2 separate regions of the Homo sapiens genome follow, and region 2 is linked to region 1. A link is an interaction called in ENCODE POLR2A ChIA-PET data of the cell type or tissue named here. Cell type or tissue: MCF 10A. All regions are shown on one strand. Links, peaks and the distances in the headings refer to the core of each region. The heading gives the core; the rest is flanking DNA. Region 1 overlaps HDAC9 (histone deacetylase 9). Region 2 has its middle 38 kb from the start of TWIST1.

Region 1 (2,929 bases), core at 311-2,810:
TTTCTTCAAAAGTCATCTTTAAATCAGATGTACACATTTCTTAACCACACTCTGTTACAAATAATTATGTAGAAAAATGTCAGTAAAGCTATTTCTGAAAAATTCAGTCAGACCAGATTTTTTCAGCCATTATTTTCCCCAAATTTAATTAAATTTTTTTTCTATTTTTAAAATTTATTATATTCAGGAAATTCAAGGAAGATATAGGTTGTGGTTTTAAACTAGAAAAAATGAGCATATGCATACTCTAGACTTAATGAATACATATTGCTAAATCCTTTACAATGTCATTGTATGCAGAAGTAGTTCAAAACACCTTATTTTTCTGTGTTCATGTTTATGGTCTCAGGAATTGAGAATGAATTTTCCTCAGTGGAAAATTTAGAGTTTATTTACCTTCACTATTTCTCCATAGATACCCATTGTAGTAAAAGTTTCAACAGTGGAATTTGCAGTGTGAAGGAATTGGGTCTGAGACAATGTTCTTGCTAGTTCTCTAACAAGCCAGGTCCACAGGAGTGGCGTGTGACCCGATGTCACTATCTTTAACAAAATGGCTTTTGCACAAAAAGAAAGACCTTTATACCTAAAAATAAAATCTTATAACACATTGTTAAAATTATTTAGTCTGGCATGGAGTTTTATTAAGCTTTGTGTTATTCATGAGGGACAAAGAAGATCATGCCCAAGAATGAAAAAGAAAACACTTAATGGGGTCTGGGCAGTTTTAACAGCATAAGTGAAATACAACACCAAACAGGATGTCTCTCTTCCTTTGAACTTGAGGCATTCCATAGACCCTAAGCTACTGAATTCTCTGGTTAGTTATGTGGTGCCAGACATTCAGTGGCACTTAATGAAGATAAGTTTCTACCTTGTGCTTTTAAAGGTAATGGTGAATGAATCCTGCCTGACCAAATTGAGTGTTTCTTAAAAGTTACTGTAAAGTTGGAAAAAATATACATATTTTTCTTGGCTCTTAAAGTGATTAGTCTCTTTTCTATGTTTTTATGATCAAATGCTAATAAATCTTCAAATTAGTAAGCAGAAATATTTCTATATTTTTATCTTAAGCATAAATATAAATATTTGTCCATTTTTGAAACATAAATAAGACTCTAATGGAAAATAAAATTTACATTTAAACGTCAACAGATCATATTTCATAAAATAGTTTCTTCCTTCATAAATAACACTTGGAATTTAATGTACATTAGGAAAAGTATCTTCTTGATGTTTCCCTTCGGCATTAATGAAAACTGCAGCTGCTCCTTTTTGAGATTTTCTTGATTATCCAAATAAACAAATGTTTTCTTTATGCTTGTATAGTCAAGGAATACAAAATCCACACCTAAGAAACTGCTACCTCTCCCTTTTGGAAATATGTCCATTTAAAAAGTGGTTAATCATGATTAAATAATGACTTATTGTTACTAAGCTGCATTTCAAGTCTCTAAACAGGAAACTCTTGGAAATTGAGTATAACAAGAAGCTTAAAGCCTCAGATCAAATGCGAACTCCAACTGTCTAACCTTACAAGAGAATAGACAGCCAAAGAGAGCTGTTCGATGCTAAGGGAAACATGCTGCCCTGCTGTTTTTTATTTTTAAATCTCAGCATTAACTGAAAGTATCAAGTCAAAACTTTCTTCTTTCATAAAAAGATAACACTCATATTCAAAGGAGGAGTACACTCACCTAATAAGAATTTAAAGTGACTCACTTCATGAGCTGATCTTTAGAATAGGATTTAGTGACTCACTTTTGTAATCATGCTCTCGTCCTTTTGATTAACAAAAATCAGAACTCTTTCATACTATCAATTCCAAGCATCCTCCTCTCTTATTATCACCTTCTAGCTTTTCAATTTACTCTCTTTACTGCCACACTGCAGTATTTCTAGGATCTACAATCCATTGATCCTACCAATTTTTCATTTCTCTTATAATCTACATTGTCTCACTTTCCTTTTAAACCAGTTTAAAATCCTTAGTACATCAGATAATCACTTGTCTCTTTTACTCTAACTCAATCCTGGTTACATCCAGCTCTCTGCCTAGCGGGGCCTGAGCCCTATCGAATATGGCTGGTGAAATGGTATTGTTATTTGACATAGTTATTCTGACTGGTCTCACTTTAAAGTTATATGTGAAATTTACATGGGCTCATAAGTTGTTCTAAGCTATTTTCCGCTAGTAGATCCCCTTTTTCACTCCTGTAGATAATTATGCCATACCTTCTCTCATGTTTTCAAGCCTCCAAAATGTTCTTGCCCATTCGAATTCTCAGTGATTACCTTTGTTCCTGTTTCACTGAGAAAAAAGTCAGAAGCACACTTCATATATCTCCCACCATTACACCCATCACCTGCCAGCATCTGGACCCACATACTCTGCTTTTTCAACTGCTCCTGTGGATAAATTCTCCTGTATCTAAGCCCAAGCCTTCTACCTGTGTCCTAGAACTCAATTCTTTCACAAATTCAAGAACATTTGTATAGCAATTCTCTCTTCTTTTTACAGCAGCATCAATTTTCCCTCTCTACTAGAAGATGACCAGCATCACATAAATATGCTGTCATTTTATTAAGATTATTTTTTCAAGTACTCATCAGACCCTTTCCTCCCTCTACCTACTGCTCCATTGATCTCTTCCCCGTTAGAATAAAATTCCTCAAGAGCAGCAGTCTATATGTGCAGTCTACAATTTCTCTCCTCCAATTTCTCCTCTAATCAGGCTTTTAACTCATCAAACTCCTTATCTTGTCTAGGTCAGAAGTGGCCTGCATGTTACTGAATCTAGTGGTCAGTTTTTATCTTACTTGACCCTTTAAGGACATTTGATAGAGCTAATGGCTTGTGCTCCTCTTTGAACGGCTTGCCTCCATTGGGCTACAGGACAGCACACTCTGCCAGTGAAAATCAATCAGG
Region 2 (2,929 bases), core at 149-2,648, 180 kb before region 1:
TCAAATGTACAGAACTATCTTCTCAGGCTTCTCTTTAGGAGAAAATGATGTTATAGGTGAATTTCAAGGTAAGAATGTTGCCAGAAAGTGGTCCCAATTCAGACCCAAAGAGAGGAAGGTAAGAATGTTGCCAGAAAGTGGTCCCAATTCAGACCCAAAGAGAGGGTTCTTGGATCTCACACAAGAAAGAATTTGGGGATTCTTTCCCCAAGTCCACGGAACAAAGTGAAAGGAAGTTTATTAAGCAAGTGAAAGATGCCTACTCCATAGGCAGAGCAGCAGCGTGGGCTGCTTGATTGAGTATACTTATGGTTATTTCTTGGCTATATGCTAAACAAGGGGTGAATTATTCATGAGTTTTCTGGGACAGGGATGGGGAGTTCCTGGAACTGAGAATTCTTCCCCGTTTTAGACTATATAGGGTAACTTCCAGACATTGCCATGGCATTTGCAAACTGTGCTGATGCTGGTGAAAGTCTCTTTTACTATGTTAATGCATTATAATTAGCATATAATGAGGTCACTTTTGTTGCCATATTGGTTTTGGCTGGCTTCTTTATTGTACCATGTTTATCAGCAGGGCCTTTGTGACCTGTATCTTGTGACCTCCTATCTCATCTTGTGACTATGAATGCCTAACCTCCTGGGAATGCAGCCCAGCAGGTCTCAGCCTCATTTTACCCAGCCCCTATTCAGTTGTGATTTGGAGTAGCTCTGGTTTGAATGCCTCTGACAGGAAAAATGATCAAACTAGGAATGTTTCATGGGGTTCTATACTTAGATCAGATAATCAGACAGAAAGGTTAATAACTAAGGTTAGGAAAATGTGGTGTTGATGATGATGTGTGCAGATAGCAAGTGGTGAAGTCCACAACGGGGAAAATTGATAACAGGAGAGATGGGAGCTTATGAACAGACGGAAGCAACTGGTTGAATACAGAGGTCGAAAAGAGGCATGAATTTAGGATATAGGTTTAATTAGTACTTAGCATGTGTTTTGAAGACATGGATGGGAGCCCACAGAAACCGTTTTTATTATAGATATCACAAAATTTTGCTTTTAATATTTTGGGTATTTAATGAAATTGTCTTATTTTATAGTCTTTTCTCTTGAAAGAAGGAGGAGAATCAACCTTTAGATACTCCTTCTAGATGTGTTTATACCATATTTAACTAATTAGTGAACTGAACAATCTAGTGGTATATATTTTTATGCCCATTTTACAGATAAGGAAAAGGAAATTCAATAAATTTAAATCCATCTAGTTAGGCAGTAGTAGAGGTGGGATTTATACCACTCTGTTACAGTACAGGTGACAAAAATAGAAAATTCAAAGACTTCAGCTTCTACCATGAAAAAGTAATCAGTTCCAGTTTTGCCTTACTGCTATAAACAACTAGAGAACAGGACGAAAATATATGAAGCAATCATTTTTACAAATTGGACAGTAGGCAGTACAGGACTGTGATCTTTGAGAGAAGAGAAATAAACAAAGTGAGCTTTATGATTGCATCATCTTTCTGCCTAAAGGAATTTTCCCGACCATAAGACAGGGATGGGACCCAATGAAAGCACGATGGTCTTGCTGGGTAAAAAAAGAGATTATTGTTCTGGGAGGCAAAGCCAACTGAACTCACAAAATCCCTCAGAGGAGAAAGGTGACTAGAAAAGGAGCATTCGAGTTTGCATAGAGGTGACCTGAGTCTGTGACTGATTACTAAACTATGCATTTATAGGCTGGAACATGAGGTCAGTCTCAGAACTACTAGGGAGCTGTAAGTTGAAAAATTCTTAGAGCTCACCTGCAAATGGCAGATATTTGTGTTCCAACTAGTCAGAGGGAAGAATTGTTGAACATCTGGGGCATTCAATATTAAGTAATAAAATACAATGTGTTAATAGTAAAACTAAGCTAAATGTAGAATAAAGGATACTCTAGACCTGCTCTAATATGATTTATTTGTATTGGTACATACTATTTATGCATATTTAAGGGGTATATGTGATATTTTGTTGCATGCAGATATGTGTGATGATGAAGTCAGGGTATTTAGAATATCCATCACCATTAGCATGTATCATTTCTGTGTTGAAAACATTTCAAGTCCTTACTTCTAGCTATTTTGAAGTGAACAATACATTGTTGTTAACTATAATCGCTTGCTATAGTATCAAACCTTAGAACTTATTCCTTCTAGCTAACGGTAATTTTGTACCCATTAACCAACCTCTCTTCATTCCCCCTCTCCCTACACACCCACAGCCTCTGATAACTATTATTCTACCCTCTACCTCCATGAGATCAACTGTTTTAGCTTCCACATATTTGCCTTTCTGTGTCTAATTTCACTTAGCACATTGACCTCCAATTCCATCCCATGCTGCTACAAATGACAGAATTTTATTCTTTTTTAATAGCCAAATAATATTCCATTGCATAAATATACCACATTGTCTTTATCCAATCACCTATTTATGAATACTTGGGTTGATTTTGTATCTTGGCTATTGTGAACAGTGCTGCAATAAACATGGAGCTGTTTGTATCCCTTAGATATACTAATTTCCTTTCCTTGGATAAATACCCAGTAGTAGGATGGCTGGATTGTATGGTAGTTCTGATTTTAGTTTTATGAGAAGTCTTCATATTGTTTTCCATAATGGCTATACTAATTTACATTTCCACTAATGGCGTATGAGAGTTTTTTTTCCTCTGCATCCTTGCCAGCATTTGTTATTTTTTTAGTAATAGCCATTTTAACTGGGGTAAGACAATATTTCATTGTGATTTGATTTGTATTTCCTTGGTGATTCTTTTGAATGCTCAATACACTGTCAGCCACGTGTTTTGTTTTTTTTGTTTTGTTTTGTTTTTGAGAGATGTCTATTTAGATCCTTTGCCCACTTTTTAATGGGATTGTTTGGTGT

What was found. Peaks named below come from ENCODE experiments on the same cell type or tissue, not always from the same donor. Only the 100,000 strongest peaks of a DNase experiment are listed, where the experiment ranks them.
Region 2: POLR2A ChIA-PET joins it to region 1 with 5 read pairs; 2 of 35 experiments call an interaction of 5 or more read pairs at or near these places.

The regions. Positions count from the first base shown.
Region 1 is chr7:18,894,363-18,897,291 of GRCh38, reverse strand. All of the region lies in intron 22 of HDAC9 (histone deacetylase 9), which reads right to left. All of the region lies in intron 1 of HDAC9-AS1 (HDAC9 antisense RNA 1), which reads left to right. Among named protein-coding and RNA genes, the nearest start is that of HDAC9-AS1, 6.2 kb to the left of the region's middle. In MCF 10A, for the core only: no CTCF peak of the experiment used is centred there; a DNase peak (open chromatin) is centred at 1,711.
Region 2 is chr7:19,077,923-19,080,851 of GRCh38, reverse strand. No RefSeq gene overlaps it. Among named protein-coding and RNA genes, the nearest start is that of TWIST1, 38 kb to the left of the region's middle. In MCF 10A, for the core only: no CTCF peak of the experiment used is centred there; a DNase peak (open chromatin) is centred at 1,521.